2 separate regions of the Homo sapiens genome follow, and region 1 is linked to region 2. The links are chromatin loops, found by intact Hi-C in ENCODE. Cell type or tissue: heart right ventricle. All regions are shown on one strand. Links, peaks and the distances in the headings refer to the core of each region. The heading gives the core; the rest is flanking DNA. Region 1 holds the start of KCNH3 (potassium voltage-gated channel subfamily H member 3). Region 2 has its middle 13 kb from the start of MCRS1.

Region 1 (9,640 bases), core at 1,178-9,177, 42 kb after region 2:
GTTCTCACAGTAACTGTAACAGGTAGACATCATTTTGCCTATTTTACAAAGGGGGAATCTATTTTATGGAGGCTCAGAGAGGCTTTGACCAGCTCAAGGTCATATAACTTCTAAGTGGCAGATGTTTGGAACCTAGGTCTGATTTCAAAGCTCACAGGTTACAAATGAGAGAGAGCGAGGGGGGCACTGTAGCACCCTGGAAGCCACGTGGACTATCCCCAGCAAAGCCCCAGGGCGCCAGCAAAGGGTGGGGCGGAAGGGGCAGAGTGCACGCACCAAGGATGAAGAGGACCTCCACGGCCAGGTCACAGACGCTGGGCGGGCCGCGGGCGGCACTGGGCTCCCGTGCTGTGCTCACACACACGCTGTAGGGCACAGTGACAGCCACATAGAGTGTGGCGAGCAGGATGAAGCCATCCCAGGTGGCTCTCAGTGCCCCACAGTGCAACAGGATGAAGGGCGACTTCCGGATGGCGGCTACTTTGTACTCAGGCAAGTTTGGTTTCTCCCCAAACACCCCCTGAGTGAGGCAGGGCAGGTCCAGGCAGAGAGGAAAGAATATTGGCACAGGCTGAGTTTGGATAGAGTCTGGGACCCGCATCCACCTCCTTTCTATCCCTGCATTATCGAAGCAGCATCTGCTTCGAGATGGCATTAGCATCTCCATTTTATAGATCAGAAAACTGAAGATCAGGAAAGTTAAGTGACTTAGCTTTGGCCACACAGCTGCTTAGGGGAGGAGCCAGGATTGAACCAAGGCCCATCTGCCTCCCAGGCCAGGACTTTCTTCTGATGGATCAGGCATGTGATCTTCCCTCCTTCAGTCCCAACCCCCAAAGTGCTGGCAAGGCCTGGGTGGCCCCTAGGACATTCTCTCTGTGGTAGATCAGGTTCCCCTTCCCCATCTTCTGCGTCTGCCCCTCCCCTCTCCCACACATCCCAGGGCTGAGCCCACCTTATTGAGCTTGTGCTTGCCCTTGGGCTGCTTCTGCAGGTGCCCGGACAGGTGGTAGAGCACGGCCCGGCTCCGCCGCCGGTTGGCATTGAAGCCTTTGGATCGTGCCCGGCCATATCGGCGCCGGCCACCACCTGCGAAAGAAGAGGGGCCCATGAAGATGATGGGTGTGTGCCCACACACCCTAGCTCCGGGTCAGGTGTAGGACACAGTTGCTGGCCCATGGACTGGTCTGGCTCATTGACCACTTAGAATGTTTAGAGTTGGGGGCTCAGGTATTCCTCACTTCCTGGGTTCACTTGCCCAGCCCAGCAATGGGCAGTCCTAGGAGTGTTTACAGACACTACCTCTGGGGTCTGCTTCCAGGAAGAGGAGGTTTGGACCAGAGGATCTCTACGGGGAAAGGCCTGGGACAGGAAGCGAGGAGGTACCTCACAGGGCCAGGGTGGAGAACTAGCAGGAGGCCGTCAGCAGAGGTGTGGGAACTTACAGCAGGAGCCCAGGAGCTAGTGCAGGGACCAGAGGGTGACAATGAAGGCTGACATCATGGAGAGGCAGACCCAGCACTGGGAGTACGCGAGTGGGAGTGGAGAGTACCCCCAGCATCCCCAAATGGCAAAGAGGCCTTGACAGCTTTGTAACCTGCCCAAAGGCCTGCCCCAGCCTTGGAGGACACAAGAGGGGAAAGACTCGAAGAACTTAAAAGCAGGCTTTGCCCAGAGCTCCACCCCCAGTCAGGTTTGCTGTAGGAAAGAGGAACCTGGTGGGTCTGTGCTCAACCTTATTAACTGGTCAGAAAGTACCTGCTTCACAGGTACAATTGGGTTTGTTTGCTTTCAGTTTCTTAATAAAGTTGACTTAAAAACTCCAACTTTGTCTCAATCTGTCTATTTGGAAAAAATATTCCCATACCGAGGAATGTGGAGATGAGAGCAGCACAGGCCTCTCAGGCAGCCTGAGTGGGAGTGAAATGAATGCAGGTGCATGGGGGACCCCCGTACTCAGACTGGGTGCCAAGGCCCCGCCCGGGCCTGCGGCACCCAATACCCCGACCACAGCACCTACATGCACCTACCTGTCTCCTTCCATCTGTCGGGGCCCCCTCGGTTCTTGGTTTCGCTGATGTCCTTGTGAGAGACTAGGAAGAGAGCCACCTCCCCTTTCTCATTCTTTATGGGTATCACATCCAGGAGACACCAGAACGGGAGCCCTGGGCACAAAAACAAACTCAGCCCACCTCCTATTCTCAGCACTGCCTGAGGTGACAGAGGCCCTGGCTCCACTGACATCCCGGGCAAGACACAGGCAGGATCTAGCGGTTTCCTGGGGGAAGGGCTGGCAGTCCAGTTTCACTGAAGGCAGGGCTTGATGGAATTGGGGGAAGGAAGCAAGGGAGAGCAAACATGACGGTCAGACCTGTCGTGTGGTAGATCTGCCCTGCCGAAATGCGGATGTTTTTCTGTTGGATGCGGGAAACCCGAGGTTGGAACTGAATGCAGGCTGAGGCTAGGGTGAGGCAGGTAGAGATGGGGAGCCGGGGCAAGAGGTGGGATGGAGCAAGAGGGGTTGGATGGGGGGATGGGAAGATGGGATGACATGGGGAGATGGAGAAGATGGCAACAGAAAGGAGGAGGGACAGTGGATGGGGCTGGTGCCAGGCTGGGTGAGACTGCAAAGGTGAGGCAGGCTGGCCAGGTGGCCCCTCACCGCTCTTCCGGTACAGGATCAGCTCAGCCTTGAACTCCTTGTGCTCGTCCAGGGCCTTGCGGATCTGTTGGCGGACGAGCTCACTGGTGTCTGGCCCATAAAGGAAGGAGCAGGCACAGCCCCGCTGCATGACCTCAGCCCGGGAGAAGCCCGTGAGGTCACAGAAGCCATCAGAGCAGTAGACCACGGGGAAGAGCCCCGCCACCTGGGCGTTGCCCAGCACGAAGTTACTGTCTGCAAGAGAGCACTTCTCAGAGGAGGCGTGGGGTGAAGGGGCAGGAGGCCTACCACCCCTCCTTTCTCAAATGCCTGCAACCAAAGAGTGGGTTTTCCAAACCCCAGGAATCCTGCGTGTGTTAAGGCAGGGCTGTTTATGAATAGCAATCAGTGTGTGTCACCTGTTTGTCAGTGCCCTGCAGCAGGTGTGAGTACATTCAAGGATCAGCACATGTGAACTGAGGTCGGTGAATGAAGCGCTGTGCGGGCACTGTGCCTTCTGGAGGGTGTCCTGAGCAATGTGGGGTAAGGGCTGGGATTGGGGAATCCCTAATGAGGACTGCCCTGCCAGCTCTGGGCCAGCCTCAGCCCCACCTCTACTTCTGCCAGGCTCACCCACTAGCCAGGTACCCAGGTTGGCTGTCTGGCTTCTCCCACTGAGACACACCTAGACTGGAGGCAACCCCAGACCACCATACATCCTGCTGTCTGTGTTTTAGCCCTAGCTGCCTGACCTGGCTCAGGAATTAGTGAATGTGATCAAGAATGGGGGTGTAAGAATGGTGACTGAGCACGGGAGCCAGGAGCCAGGAATGTATTGGGGAGTGGGGGGCACTGAATCAGCAGGCTGCAGGAGCCAAGCACACTGGCAAAGCAGATGGAGGAGCCCGGAGTGGGGAGAGCGCAGGGCTGGGCTCCCACCCCCTATCAGGAACCGGAGACCAAGGAGGACCTAGGCAGAGAGCTGGGAAGCCCCACGGGGGATGTGAGGGAGAGGAGGAGGGAGGGGCTTTCATCACTTCCCCTGTGCTCAGAGCCCCCAGAACCGGGGATCCAGAGCTCGGGGCGCCTTCTCCAAACTTCCCCAGTCCTGATGGGAGTCCCCAAACCATCTTCTTGGGGCTAGATGGCCTCCCCAAGTCTAGGGGGTTCAGGCTATGAGACACGGGGCTTGGACACACGGTGCTCTCCCGAGTGCCGCCTACTCTTATCTCCGTTTGCAAATCTCTTTTCTAAATCTGTGTTTTGAGCCCTCTCAGCTGTCCCTGAGCACTGTTCACCCGCCTCGCCTTACCCCACCAGTCCGAGGGTAGTTGCTGCGACAGCGCCAGACGCAGGGGTGGGATGGGTCAGACTGACTAGGTTCGGGTTCGAGACCCGGCTAACAGAGAGCATCCCAGGACCCACACCCAGGGACTTCTGGCCCTGTTGCCTCGCCTGAAGCAGTGTTGACCCCGAACCTTCGAACCTTCGGGGAAACAGCGCCTAGCAGGAGACGATGGCCCCAGCCTCAAGAGGGGCGGGTAGGGAGGAGAGGGTGAGAATAGGCTGGCGCCAAGCTGGGCTGCTGGGGGTTCGGGGAAGGCGGGAGCCCTGGCGAGGGTCCGGCGGCCCGGGTGCAAGTGGGCGAGGGTCGGACTCACGCGTGCCGTCGAAGCGCGTAGCGATGGTGTCCAGGAAGGTGTTCTGCGGCGCCAGGAGGCCCCGCATGGCCGGCATCTTAGGCGCCCGCGGCTGCCCGCCCCATCCCTCCGGGGTGCGGGGACTCCGCGCCGGGGGAGGGCGCCCAGCTCGGCCGCCCCCCGCCGGGCCCCGCGCTCCCTAGCGCAGCCGTCGGGGGGCAATGCGCAGACCGGGATCCGGGGTCGCGCCGGACGCTGGCGCGCGAGGGGGCGTCCGCGCCGTCGGGGCCCGGAGCATGGCGCGCGGCCCCTCGCGCCCTCGCCGCCCACAAATCCCGGGCTCCAGGCCCCGCGGCCGCCGCGCTCTCAGCACCTCCCGCCGCGGCAGCGGCTCGCGTGTCGGCTGCGGGTGGGCTTCCGCTCGGCTTCGCTCGGCGCCGGCTCTCGGCAGCTCCCTCCGTCTGTCGGGGAGAAGCTGCAGCCTCCCTCCCTCCCTCCCGCGCCCGCCGCCTGCACCGGGGTAACCATGGAGACGGGGCACACCCAGCCAGGGCCGCCTCCTTAAAGGGACAGGCCTCCCGCGGAGGGCTCCCCTCCCTTCGGGACCTCGGCGGGGGCGGGGAGGTGGCGGCCGCCCTGATCCCACCCCGCGGGCCTCCCCGCCCGTACCTCGGAGAACCACTGGCGAGCGGCCGGCCCCCTTTGGCTCACTCGGCCTCAGCCGCAGAGGGGAGGCGTCTTTCTCTGCAGCCCGGGGGCTCTCCGAGAGCCTCCTAGCAGCCTCTCCTCCCCCGGCGGAATGGGAGGGGGGCTCGGGGCGTGGGGGGCAGGGGACGCATGCTGTGGAAGATGCTCTCCCCGAGGAAAATGCAGTGGGCAAGGGGACAGGGCGACAGGCGCAGGTGAAGGCCCTGCGGCCAGCGGAGGCCGGCGCTCTAGAGGGGCTCCAGCCGCACCCGGGAAATCTAAAAGCAGATGGGGCGGGGGTTCTGCGCGCACAGCTGCCCGGCCCTCGAGACTTTCTCATCCTCAACTTGACGCTCTGGAAAATGGATCCAGCTGCTCCTATGAGGTGTCTCCGCAAGCAGGAGCTGCCTGGAAACCAGAGGGTGGGTAGCCCTAGGAGTAAGGGTCAGACGTCCTCCGTGTGACCCCGTGGGCGGAAAGGGTGTGTGGTGGGGAGGGGAGCGCCAGACCCCTTGTCCTGCCCCTCCATTTCCCTCTGGCATTTGTCACCTCTTGCCTCTCCTAAGCGCGCTAGAGGGTCAGGTGGTAAATACAGGGGACCGGCAGGGGTCAGACACTGCGAAAAAACTTCCGAACCTTGTGCGTGCGGGTCCTGGCACCAGGAGAGCGAGGAAGGCCGAGCCCCGCGCCTCACGCAGCTCGTCCTGGAGAGCTCCGCGCGGCGCCGCGCGGGGTGCTGCCCTGGGGCGGCTGCAGGGAGCCCCTTCCCGGCGGGGCGGAGCCGGGCCCGGGGCGGCCGTCTTTTCTTGGCCTCCCGCGCTGCGACGGTCCCCCGGACTTGCCTGCCAGCGCCGCTCCTCCTCCCTCCCACGATTTGCCAGCGAGCGCGGCTGCCGCCCGCGCCCAGAGGAGCCGCCGGGGCCAAAACAGCAATTTGTTCCCTAACGAGCGAAGCGGTAGGCTCAGCACCCCCATCCCTCGAGACGCACTCACAGTCACCAGCATCAGAAAGATGCTACCCCTCATCAGCGACGAGAGCCAAAGCCCCAGGCACCTGTATCTAAATGAGCTGGCGCTTTGGGAAGGGAGGACGCGCTCCTCCTTCTCCGGTCCTGTGAAGCCTGGAATCTGGTCCCCAGGACGAGGAGTGACCCTGAGGAGTGACCCTAAGGAGTCGGGAGATCCTACTCCCATCTCATCCCCAGCCTTGGCTGGATCCTGGCTGTAAAGTAATCCCCTCCCCCAGCCGTTCAAGGCTTCCTCTCCAGGCGGCGGTCCAGCTGTCTACTAAAAAGAAGGACATTTTAGGAGTCAGTTCACTTTGAGACAGGATAAGGCCACAATTGAAATCACCCACCCACTTGGGAACCAGGTCTGCCACTTGCTGTCCCTGTGATTAAATTTTTTTTTTAATTTTGGTCTGTGTGAATTTTTTTTTTTTTTTTTTTTTTTTTGTGACGGAGTCTCCCTCTGTCGCCCAGGCTGGAGTGCATTGGAGCTATCTCTGCTCACTGCAACCTATGCCGACCAAGTTCAAGCAATTATCCTGCCTCAGCCTCCCAAGTAGTTGGGACCACAGGCATGCGCCACCACGCCCCGCTAATGTTTGTATTTTTAGTAGAGATTGGGTTTCACCATGTTGGCCAGGCTCATCTCGAACTCTTGACTTCAGGTGATCTGCCCGCCTCAGCCTCTCAAAGTGCTGGGATTACAGGCGAGAGCCACCACACCTGGCCTGTCTGTGTGATTTTTAAAGGCAAGTTATTAACCCTTCTCTGACTCAGTTCTCTCATCTGTAAAATGCGGATGCTAATAATAACATCAGAGGGTCGTAATGAGGATTCAATGAGTGAGTATGTGTAGAGGATCTAGAACAGTGTGTGACACCTGCAACATGTAAATGTTTGTTGTCTGATTTTGAGTCTCCTAGGAGCCCTGTGAAACAGCCAGGGTGGGGGCTCCTTATGCTCCATTTCACAAAGGAGGAACCAGAGCTGAGAGAGAGGGAGAGAGGAAGAAGAAGAAAGAAGAAAGAAGAAGAAGGAGGAGAAGGAGAAGAAGGAGAAGAGAGAAAGGAGGAAGGAGAAAGGAGGAAGGAAGAAGAAGGAAGAAGTTAAGAAGAAGAAGAGGTGGAGGAGGAGGAGGAGGGGAGGGAGAGGGAGAAGAGGAGGAGGGGGAGGAGGAGGGAGAGAGAGACTTGCTCAAGGTAACAGAGTTGATAAATGACACAGCCAGGGTTAGAACCCTGACAGTCTCCCAGCCCTAGGTCGTTGGGTCTACCTCTCTCTAGCCTAACTGTGTGGGCACTCAGAGGACTGGTCATCTGGGCTTGTGTAGCATGTCTGGGTGGCCTTACACTTATCCCTGTAAGGCCTAAGTGTTTAGACTTTCAGGCTTCCAGCTCACCTGCTGGGGCTGGTTTTGGGCATTAAGCCAAACCAGACACCTTGGGTTAGGGTGATCAGGGTGAGATGGAATGTGTGGGGTGCCCCTGAGGATTACAGCAGCTTACACTTATTGAGCATTAACTTTGTGCCAGGCACTGTGCAAAGTGCTTTACTTGGATCGTCCCATTAATCTTCATAATAACGCTATGAGCTAGTTATTAGCTATAACTGCCAATTCACGGATGAAAAACTTGGGGCAGCGAGGTCAAGTCCCTAGTCTGAGGTGCACTGCCTCCTCCAGCAGCTCCAGGCACAATGCCCATGTCACCCTTTGCTGCCCTGGTTCCCACTTCCAGGAGAAGAAAATACACTAATATTTATGGAATGTTATTACCATTCTTATTGCAGAGTGAAAAGTCAAAGGCCTGTTTGGGCCTTTAAACCCCTTCCCCCATTGCCCCTCAAAGAACTCATGTGAATGCGTACTGGGAGGGGGTACCGCCACTGACCCTTTCCTTTATGTGGCCTGTTTTAGATGAGCGTGATCAGGCACAGGATCTCAGCCCACTATCCTCTCTCTTCACCTTTACCCAGTCCCTCAGATCTTCCTGCCAGACCTGGCTTTTGTTTGTATGGATTCCCCCAGCTCTTAGTCACAATTCCCTATCTTTTTTTTCTATTCTTTTTTAATTTTTATGTTTTTTCTTTTATTCCTTTTTTTTGAACGGAGTCTTGCTCTGTCACCCAGGCTGGAGTGCAATGGCATGATCTCGGCTCACTGCAACATCTGCATCCTGGGTTCAAATGATTCTCCTGCCTCAGCCTCCCGAGTAGCTGTGATTACAGGTGCCTGCCACCATGCCCAGCTAGTTTTTGTATTTTTAGTAGAGACGAGGTTTCACCTGGGTTGCCAGGCTGGTCTTGAACTCCTGACCTCAGGTGATCCACCTGCCTCGGCCTCCCAAAATGCTGGGATTACAGGCATGAGCCACCTTGCTTGGTCCTCTTTTATTCTTTTAATTCCCTATCTTTTCCTTCCATCTTTCCTCCAGCCCCCAACCCACATGCACAAAGGGCAGGGACCCACATTTAGGAGAGAGTAAGACGGGCATTGGGGAGTTGAAAATTGAGCAGGGCCCTGGGAGATGGGCACCATAGTCCTCCTCACTGTAACTCCTTTTCCTCTCCCCTTCCGCCAGCTCTTGACGCATTTGGCCGTGGTGGGGAGTCACAGGGAGGGGAATGTTGAGGAGGATCCCTGTTCAGAGATGCTCAAAGCCTCTGTCAACAAGAAACTCGGGAGGCTGCATTTTGGAGCTGCCGTGGGAGGCCTGTGGGAGTATTAGCTACAAAAAGGAATATGGAGAGACAGTAGGGAAGCGCAAAGCAAGGAAAAAACCGCTCAAGACACAAAGGATGGAAAAAGTCCCCCTACCCCGCAACCACAAAGCGCAGGCGGAGTCAGACACTGTGCTCAGGGAGTGGGAATAGGCGGCTGTCGAGGAACAGAGCCCAGGGGCCCCTCCCCTCTCCCCGTCTCTTCCCACTCTCTCCACCTTCCTCTCTGGAGGTCCCCAGGCCTGAGCCTGGCTCTCAGCCAGCAAGGCCAGGCTCTGCTTCTAAGGTGTGTTGTATGGTGGGAAAATCTTGGGCTTTCAAGTCAGACTAGTTGGGGTTCCAATCTAGCTCTGCCACTGGCCAGCTGGGAGACCCAGGGTGTGCAGAGGTACTTTATCTTGCAGAGCATCGGGTCTTTTGATTTGTGAAATGAACCTTAGCCAGCTGTTATTTTTAAAAAGCCCTGGCCTGGCCGGGCACAGTGGTTCACGCCTATAATCCCAACACTTTGGGAGGCCGAGGTGGGCGGATCACTTGAGATCAGGTGTTCAAGGCCAGCCTGGCCAACATGGTGAAACCCCATCTCTACTAAAAATACAAAAATTAACAGGGCATGGTGGTACACGCCTGTAATCCCAGCTACTCCGGAGGCTGAGGCAGGAGAGTTGCTTGAACCCAGGAGGTGGAGGTTGCAGTAAACTGAGATCGTGCTACTACACTCCAGCCTGGGCGACAGAGCCAGACTCTGTCTCAACAACAACAACAACAACAACAACAACAACAACAACAACAACCACCACAACCAATCTCTGGCCCTCGGTGCTGGGACCAGGGAAATGAGCTCAGGATGAAGCCTGAGGGTTCCCCCTCCCCACCAAAATAAAACATTTTGGAATTCTTTGAGGCCTCTAGTATTTGGCCACACCTTGGCTGTCTCATTCTAGGAG
Region 2 (9,640 bases), core at 971-8,970:
CTGGCCATGCTGTCTGGCGCACAGCCCCATCTGGGTTCATAACTAGGCCTGACCTCATGTCCCATTCTCCTGGTCTGCCTAGCACTGACGGCCTGTTCATCTCTGAGCCCACTGGGGCGTCCTCTCGGCATGTGAGGGAGGGCTGCTCATCTTCCCTCCATGGTTTGAGATGCTAGAAGATTGCATCCCTCAAAACCCAGCAGCCCCCCTTCTCTGAGATTTTTTTCAGCTTTGTCTTACAAGCATGTCCCCTGGGTTCTCTGTCTGACAGGTGGGAGAGCTGTGTGTGTCTGCAGATCCCAAATGCTTTCTGTAGCTGGACAATCTTAGCCTTGACTCTGAGTGCTATGCCCTCCCCTTGCTCAGGGTCTGTTCCTGCACAGCTAAAAACACGCTGGTACAGGCCGGGCATAGTGGCTCACGCCTGTAATCCCAGCACTTTGAGAGGCCGAGGTGGGCAGATCACGAGGTCAGGAGATTGAGACCATCCTGGCTAACATGGTGAAACCCCATCTCTACTAAAAATACAAAAAATTAGCCGGGCATGGTGGCGGGCGCCTGTAGTCCCAGCTACTCAGGAGGCTGAGGCAGGAGAGTGGTGTGAACGCAGGAGGCAGAGCTTGCAGTGAGCCAAGATTGCGCCACTGCACTCCAGCCTGGGGACACAGCGAGACTCCATCTTAAAAAACAAAACAAAACGAAACAAAAAACCATGCTGGTACACGTGTACACCGAGATGCACATGAACAGACTCACACAGGCATCTAACATGCTGGAGACGACAGGAGGGCTTACAATGCGGCCTCTGGGAAAGAGACTAGATGGGGCTAGGGCTGAGGAAACATGGATGGGTGGGAAGGAGCAAAGAATGAGGGGAGGGAAGAGGAAGTCTTTTGTGAGGTCAGGCAAAAGGCAGATTCGCAGGAAGAGAAGCAGAGCCCCTGGGACTTGGGAGGACGTTGTGTTGAGCAGTTCTGTGTCCAGGCTGAGTCTGGGCTCAGCTCTGGACTTGGCTCTGGGAAGTGCTCAGGTGTGGGATGGCACTCACATGGCCTGGGCCTTGTCTCAGTTACTCCCCCACCTGTAACTCTACTAACTCTTGCAGCGCCTCAGCGAACCAAAGGAAGGAATGCCAGGAACCTACAAATGAATCCGCTTAGCTTGTTCAAAAAAAGTCAAGCGAGTCACTCCCTGGAACCCAAATAAGCCAGAAGGATCAAGACAGCCCCAGTCTCCACTGCATCCCTCAGCCAGTGATTCTCAACCTTCTGAGGGACGGAAACCCACAGAGAACTTGGTCAAAATGCAGGTTCCCAGCTGGTGCTTTTAAAGAAACCCTCTGGGGGTTGCTGAGTACTCCTAGAACTTTGAGAAACACTGCTTCCCTCCTGCAGTCCCCAAACTCTACATTTTAATAAAATAGAGGTTGGTTTATTTTAAAATTCTGTCTCATTGCTGAAACCCACACCTCCTCAACTCAGTTTTAGAACCCTCTGAGTGTTGTCTGTGTCCTTTGGGAGCAAACATGCCGAGATAGCTGTGATTGGCACCTGGCACTTAGTAGGTGTAACTCTTCATTTAATCAAAATATGGACAGATATGTCACTGACATGCCAGTGATCTGCATGAAAGCTCAGAAGGTGAGAACAAAAGGAGATACCAAATACAGACCAGAGCCAGGTGTCATAAGGTGGGAGGCAAAGGTGAGCGTGTCTCTGAGGACAAAGGTGGAAGACATGGAGACATGAGGTTCAAATATAGACGGTGTGGGCTAAGGAGGCCGTCTCTGGCAAGCGTCTGTCAGTTCAGTTAAGACACTAATTCGGTTAGTTCAATCAGCTCACGAGCACCTACACACCCTCCTCTTGACACACAGCTGCTTGCCTGGTCCCTGCTGAGTCTCCCCCACCCTGTCCTTCTCCACTCACCAGCACCCTTGGCCTAGGGAACAGGCATACAAATAGGAAATTACCCCATCCTCAGAGAACCCATGTCCAGCGGTTCTCTTCCTCAGGAATGGCGCCCATCCTTGCTTCCAGCCTAAGGCTGAGACTCCAGAAAGCTGAGGAGGATGTGGGGTGTGAACAGCTGGTTCTGTGGATGATGCCAGGAGTAGGATTTGTTTTCTGAGTCGCAGCTTAAGATATCGCGAGGATGCCTAGTGTGGGAGGAAGGGGAGTTGGCATCATGATGCAGGACACATGCACAGCACAGCTGTGCTGGCCCTGGGCTGTTTCCAGCCTCTCGGGTCCCAGGCTCTTTCTTTTCTGGAGGCCTCACCCCAATGATACTTAACATCTTAAAATGCCCTCACACTAAATGTATCGCTCTAAATAATTAGAAAGCATTTTTATAACCTTGCTTCAGAAATTAACTGGCTATGAGTAAGTTATTTAATGTGTACTTAGCTGTGAGTGACATCTCAGCAATCAGAATGCACAGAGAAGAAATTGAACAAGTTTTATAAATGTAATGAGACTATTTTGAATATTAAATTTGACAGTGAATGAAACTGACAATATTATGTTTTATAAAGATTTCATACTATTCATACATTCTTTGTTTTTATATTTTGGCACCCATATTTTCAAAGGTTTCATGTTTTCACAGGCTCTTGGCACTGTGCTTAAGGGGCCTGGTGGCTGAACTTGCTCTGGTGATGGAGGACTTTGACCTTCTGCACGTCCTCTAGCGAGCTCTCTGGCAAGCATGCAGAGTGTCTGACATTCTTCTCCTGCTTTGGTAACAATTTCATCTTCTTAAAGGCAAAGAAAGCCTGCACGGGCCAAGCTGTGAAGCCAAGAGGGTTGGAAGACAAATATATATGTGTGTGTATCTTTGTGTATATATGTGTGTGTATGTATACGTTTGTGTATATATGTATGTATTTATGTAGCTGTGGATGTATTTATGTATGTATGTGCACATGTGTGTATATGTGTATGTGTGTGTATAAATGTGTATGTGTGTATACATGTATGTGTATGCATGTGTATATATGTGTAAGTGTGTGTGTGTGTGTGTGTGTCGGGTGTTTTTCTAGTGATGAGGTTCACTGATACTATACAGGAGCCTAATTTTTTTTAAGAGCAAAGTTGACATTTCTGGTCAATGTATTGCTTCTACCCCCAAAAAATTCAGGGAAGACAAGGCATGGGAAGGAGTATTTTTTTGAGCATTGCTTCAAGCCATATTCGGGGACTGGCCATAGCTCTGCTTGCATGGCCCACAGCCTCAGATGAGGAACCAAAACAAATGTGGAAGATGACATGGGAGAAGGGTCTACTCTGGCCTTGACTAACTGCAGAGGCATACAGTGGAAAGGAGAAAACCCCTTCAAAAACAACCCAGGCATAGAGCCAGGGAGGGGAAAGCCATGCATGGTCTGAAAAGTCAGAAAACAGATGAGCATGATTCTATGATCAGAGGAGTCACCTTCTCAAGAAGAGAAGATGTGTATGGCTGGGATGCTGTTAACTATCAAGTGAGGGCTTTGAAGGCAGGAATTTGAAGGTAGCTACATCTAACATGTTACAGGATCTGCCTCTAACAGGTGGGCAACATGCAGGAACAGACGTGGAATTTGAGTAGAGAGAGGGAATTGTACAAAAGAAATGGAAACTTGAAGATGCCAGAAATGAAAATCTTGCTGGGTGCAGTGGCTCACGCCTGTAATCCTAGCACTTTGGGAGGCCAAGGTGGGCGGATCATGAGGTCAAGAGATCGAGACAATCCTGGCCAACACGGTGAAACCCCGTCTCTACTAAAAACACAAAAATTAGCTGGCCATGGTGGCACGTGCCTGTAGTCCCAGCTACTTGGGGGGCTGAGGCAGGAAAATTGCTTGAACCCAGGAGGTGGAGGTTGCAGTAAGTTGAGATTGTGCCACTGCACTCCAGCCTGGTGACAGAGTGAGACTCTGTCTCAAAAAAAAAAAAGAAAAGAAAAGAAAAGAAAATCTTAACATCAGAGATATAGAAATCCTTTGGCAGGTTTATCAGCCAACTAGACAAAAGCAAGGCAAAAAAATATGTGAATTGAGGCAAGATCAATAGAAATTAGCCAACTATAACACAGAGAGAGTAAAAACAAAGCAACAAATCAGCAACCCCCAAACCAAACACCCAAGATGTGTGGGACAATACCAATGGTTTCACACACATGTGATCAAAGTCCCAGAAAAAGGGAGAAGAAATATTTAACAAGCTACTTGAAGAGATAATCACTGAGAATTTCCAAAATTAAAGACAAGAAGCCACAGATCCAAGGAGCTCAGAGAACTGAAGCAAGATAAATACAAAGGAAAACATACCTCAGCATATCATAGTCAAACCTGAAACCAAAGATGAGAGAACTTGAAAGCAGCCAGAAAGAAAAAGTTACCCAGTAAAGTAAAAAATAAAGCAGTCTTCTCAGGCAGTCTTGTAAGTTATGGGTCCACTAGATAACCCAGGAGCCTTCTAGAATATTCCTCCATTTGGGGGCAATTAGCTTAAGCAGGTAACATCCCAGCCAATTAGCCAATTAGGAGGCTGAGTGGCCTCCCATGCTCCAGTTCTACATATCCTGGCCCTGGCTCTTGTGTCACACCCTGCCCCTGCTCTCTGCACACCCTGGGAGGCCCTGCGCTGGCTGGTGGCTTCATCACCCCTCAAACACTATTTATTGCCTCTGAGCTGGGAGGAAGCTGAGCAGGTGGAGGCTGGATACACTAGTCACTGACCTCAGTGACCCTTGAGGCAGGCCCTGGGGTCTGACTGCTGCCTCACATTCTTTCCCAGGAGCTGAGCAGCCTGGAACAACCAAAGCCTGAGTCCAGCTAGTGCACCAGTCAGGGCGCTGCCACAGAGTTCACTGCCACAGGCAGCAGTGCTGTGAGCGGGCAGCTGCCAATGATTCAGGCCACCACTGGTCAAGAAGATTCGGTTTCCTCTCTCATCACCCCCAGGCTGTCTGTTAGGCGCCCCGTATCCTCACTCTCTGGAAGAGAGGAGAAGCCTTTCCTGCAGAAGCCACAAGGAGGCAGCAAAGTGCTTGTCTAAGGGCCTCAGCTGGCCTGGAGAGGGGCCGGGAATTCAAGAATTAGAAGGGAGGGAACTGCGGGAAGACTGACAGGAGGGGAGCTGGTGAGTTCCTGGGAAGGTGCAGGTGGAGCGTGGACAGCAAGTGCAGCAGAGGGAGAAGGCATTCCTGACCCATGCTGGGACACGGGGATCCTGCAGAGGACTCATGGTTGTGGAGTCTGCTCTCCCTTGGACTGGGGACCCTTCCTCCTCGCTTGATCGCCTACCCCCAGCAGGTCCTCTGCTCTGTATGGCACAGATCTATCCCTGCAAATGACCCTTTGGGCAGCAGTTTTTAGGAGCTCTGCCAGGAGGCCCTTCCCATGGACTTCCTCAAGCATGCAGCATGGCCCCATTGATTCATTTACTCATTCATTCATTCAACAAGTACCTATTAGGCACCTAACATGAGGCAGTGTTCTAGGTGTTAGGGATACTGTAGTGAGTAAAACAGATTTTTAAAAAGTGCTTTCATGGCCAGGTGCAGTGGCTCACGCCTGTAATCCCAGCACTTTCGGAGGCCGAAGCGGGCACATCATAAGGTCAGGAAATCGAGACCATCCTGGCTAACATGGTGAAACCCCATCTCCACTAAAAATAAAAAAAATTAGCCGGGCGTGGTGGCGGGCGCCTGTAGTCCCAGCTACTCGGGAGGCTGAGGCAGGAGAATGGCATGAACCCGGGAGGCGGAGGTTGTGTGAGCCATGATCGTGCCACTGCACTCCAGCCTGGGCGACTGAGCGAGACTCCATCTCAAAAAACAAACAAACAAACAAAAAACTGCTTTCACAAAGCTTACATTCTATGGGGGGAAAAGACAAGAAACAAAAATAAGTAGTAAAATGCACAGTTATGTCAGAACGTAAAAGGTTCCATGGAGAAACACAAATTTCAAGAGGGATAAGGCAGCAGAGTGCAGGGGAGTGGGTGTTACCATTTAAAGCAGAGAGGGCATGGCAGGACGTTTCAGTGAAGACTTGAAGCAGGTGAGGAGGTGAGCTGCGGGAAGGGCGTGCCAGGCAGGGAGAGCAGGCTGAGGTGAGAGCCTGCCTGGCACACTCAGGGGGCAGCAAGGTGCCCGGGGTACCTGGTGTGGGTGAGTGGGAGGGTGGGAGGAGCCACGTTGCAGAGGCCACTGGGAGGCCGGTCACACAAGGCCTTGTAGGCCACCGTAAGGACCTCTGTTCACCCGGAATGCAATGGGAGCCATTGCAGAATTCTAAGCAGAGAAGTGACATCATGTGCCCTTCAATTCAAGAGCATCGTCTGGCTGCAACCATGAGCATAGACTGGGAGCAGGGCGCAGGGAGACCAGCTGGAAGCTGTTTCAATTCCCACCCCATTCAGAAAGCCTAGTCATGAAGGCCGGACGTGGTGGCTCACGCCTGTAATCCCAGCACTTTGGGAGGCCGCGGTGGGTGGATCACCTGAGATTGAGTTTGAGACCAGCCTGGCCAACATGGTGAAACCCTGTCTCTACTAAAAAATACAAAACTTAGTCAGGCATGGTGGCAGGCACCTGTAATCCCAGCTTCTCAGGAGGCTGAGGCAGGAGAATCGCTTGAATTTGGGAAGTGGAGATTCAAGTGAGCCGAGATCATTGCACTCCAGCCGGAGAGACAAGAGTGAGACTCTGTCTCAAAAAAAAAAAAAAAATGCTTAGTCAATGAGCTCAGATGGCCCTTCCACCACGAAGCTTCCACTAATCCTCCCTAAGCCTCCCCTTCTCCTGGGGACGGGCTCTCCTGCCTTTGTGCGTGGATCTCTTCCAGCATTGGTCCATCTTGCCTTTGTTCTGGGATTATCGGTGAGCCTGTCCTCAACCCCACTAGACCTGAAACTCTTTAAGACGGATGCCCAGTTGCTCTCACAGCTGTAGCTTCCCCTCTACCCGGACCTTCAGAGGGCCATGCACACAGTAGAAACCAAGTCAAGCTTTCCCTAAGGAGTAAGTGCTCCCATCCCTCCTTGGCTGCCTCTGAGGCTTCTTCCGGGCTGTGTTTCTGCCTGGAGCACCACAATCGTTGTATTAAATGCTTGGCCACCATGACAGCCCTAGTGCCTTCTGTGAGCTGCATGTCACCGTCCCTCAGCACAGCCAGGTTTACAGGACACAGCTTGTCACCGGCCCATAAGGCAGCCTGTCAGCACTGGCAGGAAGCACACACAAACCAGTGAGTTTGCACAATCAGTGGCCTCTCTGGAGGCTCCCGAGGGCAATTAAATGTGTAATTTTTCATTTATTGATTCCTTAAACATTTATTGAGCACCTACTGTGGTGCCATGATCTGTATTAGGCAGCAGGGGCACGGAAGTGAGTAAAACTCATTTCCCAGGAGCCTACTGCAAACACAGGGTGCTGACTGGATGCAAAGCACTGGCACAGTTACAGAAATAAATTCAAGTATTGTCCTGAACTCCCGAGGACTCACAATCTACCCACCACTCCTTCAGCAATTGTACTGTGCCAAGTGCTGGAGTTGGCGATGAAAACAGAGGGGTCATGGCAAGCCTCGCAGGGTGACGCTTGAGTAGAGACTTGAAAAGGTGGGGAGGCAAGTCATGGGGGAATGGTGACATTGGGACAGACTCCCCTCACACGCCAGTGTGGAGAAAGAGTAGTAACTGGTAGGGAGCTAGTGTGGGAATGCAAGACAAAGTGCAACAGAGAATGGGGAAGACATATGGCAGTGAAGGTCTGGGGAGGCCTTTGGGACTAAGTGGGATCTCCATGAAATGTGGAAGGATGGGTGGAACTATTGCAGGGGGCGGGAGGCAGGAAATCCAAGGGAAAAGGACACTGTAAGCACAGAGCATGTTCATGTGGCAGCAAGCGGCCAGCCTGGGTGTAGTTCCACACCACGTGTTGTAGGAGATAAGCCCAGCTGGGGCTGGATGTGGATGGGCTTGAAGACCAACCAGAGGATGCTCCTCTGTAGGCAGTGGAGAGCCACTGATGACAACGTGGAGAATTTAAAGAAGAATGGAGACAGGGAGAGCAAGGAGAGGAGCAGGTGTGGAGGTGTGCACAACAGTCATGTAAAGAACCAGCTACAACTGTAGTCACTCACTCATGCCTTTGTTTGTCCACAGACATAGTTATTATGCACAAAACCTCATGCCGATTGAAGGTGGGATAAGACAGATGGGGAGAAAACAAAGAAAAATAAAACCCAGTTTATGTGGAGGATTTTAAATCAAGGGAGAGACAGACACCAGTAAAACCCGAGCACATTCTTCCTTGAGGTCCGTGATATGATGCTCTTCTTGGTTTCCCACCCACGTTCCCCACACTCCTCCAGCTCCCGCGGATTTTCATTCTCTTCTGCCTGTGTTCCCTAGGGGCTGCTCCAGTGCCTGGACTCTCCTCTCATGCCACAGGACATCCCAACATGACTTCAGATTGCCCTATTGCCTCAAACATCAGCTGTATGATGAAGATTCCCAAATCCATCCCCAATTCCAATCTCTCCTCTGAGTCATAGAGCTGTATATGCAAACGCTCAACTGCACATCCCAACTGGCTGCCCACTGGCACCTCCAACTCAATCAATGCAAATGAAACTCATCACCTTTCCTTCTCATCCCCAACCCTGCAGCTCCACTTGTGCCTCTGGTCTCAATGCATATCTGCCAGCCTCATCCACTGCCAAAGCCTGAACTGGGCATCATAGGTGCCTGAGCTCCTGCACCCATTCATGCAATCTCTCACCAAGCCCTGTCATCGTCTACATCTTTTGTGTCTTCCCCTCAGTGACTACCCTAAATTGGGCCACCAACTAATCTCCCTGGCTTCTGTTTTACTCTTTCAATCTATGCTCCATACTAAGCCAGAGATATCTAAAATGCTGGTCTAATTCCACACTTCTGCTTAAAAATTCATTAATGGCTCTTCATTCTTCTCAGGATAAAGTCCAATCATGGCCTATAAAGATTTTTGTGACAGCTCTTCAGCCTGGCTGTATGATATTCCATTGTATGCATGTGCAATGATTTATTTAATCAGTCCTCTAGTGAGAGATGTGTGAGTTGGTTTTTGCTAAACTTGCTAATATGAACAATGCTCCAGCTGATAACTGTTTTCTTTTTTTTTTCTTTTTAAGAGAGGCGGTCTCACTTTGTCCCATGCTGCAGTGCAGTGGTATGATCATAGCTCACTGCTGCCTTGAACTCCTGGGCTCAAGAGATCCTCCCACCTCACCCTCCCAAGTGGCTGGGACTACTGCACCCAGCTAATTTTTTAATTTTCATTTTTTTGTAGAGACGAGGTCTCGCCACTTTGCCCAGGCTGGTCTTGAACTCCTGGGCTTAAGCAGTCCTACCACCTTGGCCTCCCTAAGTGCTAGGATTACAGGTGTGAGCCACCACACCTGGCTGATAATTTTATATGTAATTTATTTTGCATATGTGAAAGTACATTGGATCAGAAATTCTATGCATTTGTAATTCTGACAAGTCTTAATGAATTACAGTTCTAACAGCAACACGAGAGTGCTTATTACCCTACAACCACGCCAAGGCTAAGTGTCCAACATCTAGATTTTTTGCCAATCAGTGGGTGAAAAATTATACCAAAT

Evidence for each region. Peaks named below come from ENCODE experiments on the same cell type or tissue, not always from the same donor. Only the 100,000 strongest peaks of a DNase experiment are listed, where the experiment ranks them.
Region 1: a loop joins it to region 2, with 2.0 times the contacts of the local background. A loop is called at or near these places in 5 of 110 quality-filtered maps.

Annotation. Positions count from the first base shown.
Region 1 is chr12:49,534,155-49,543,794 of GRCh38, reverse strand. KCNH3 (potassium voltage-gated channel subfamily H member 3) reads right to left here and starts at 4,765. Exons shown (of 15, transcript NM_012284.3): 1 at 4,303-4,765; 2 at 2,663-2,896; 3 at 2,031-2,165; 4 at 956-1,089; 5 at 277-520. The coding sequence starts at 4,378. RefSeq lists enhancers at 1-789, 136-1,335, 3,142-3,191, 3,836-4,645, 4,646-5,457 and silencers at 4,775-4,954, 5,685-5,804. In heart right ventricle, for the core only: no CTCF peak of the experiment used is centred there; DNase peaks (open chromatin) are centred at 4,814, 5,067 and 6,254; H3K4me3 peaks cover 2,134 bases; H3K27me3 peaks cover 3,616 bases.
Region 2 is chr12:49,576,080-49,585,719 of GRCh38, reverse strand. It overlaps a transcript of FAM186B not described here. Among named protein-coding and RNA genes, the nearest start is that of MCRS1, 13 kb to the right of the region's middle. RefSeq lists enhancers at 3,265-3,314, 3,415-3,464. In heart right ventricle, for the core only: CTCF peaks have their summits at 4,808 and 5,009 (motif pointing right); a DNase peak (open chromatin) is centred at 5,019; H3K27ac peaks cover 4,427 bases.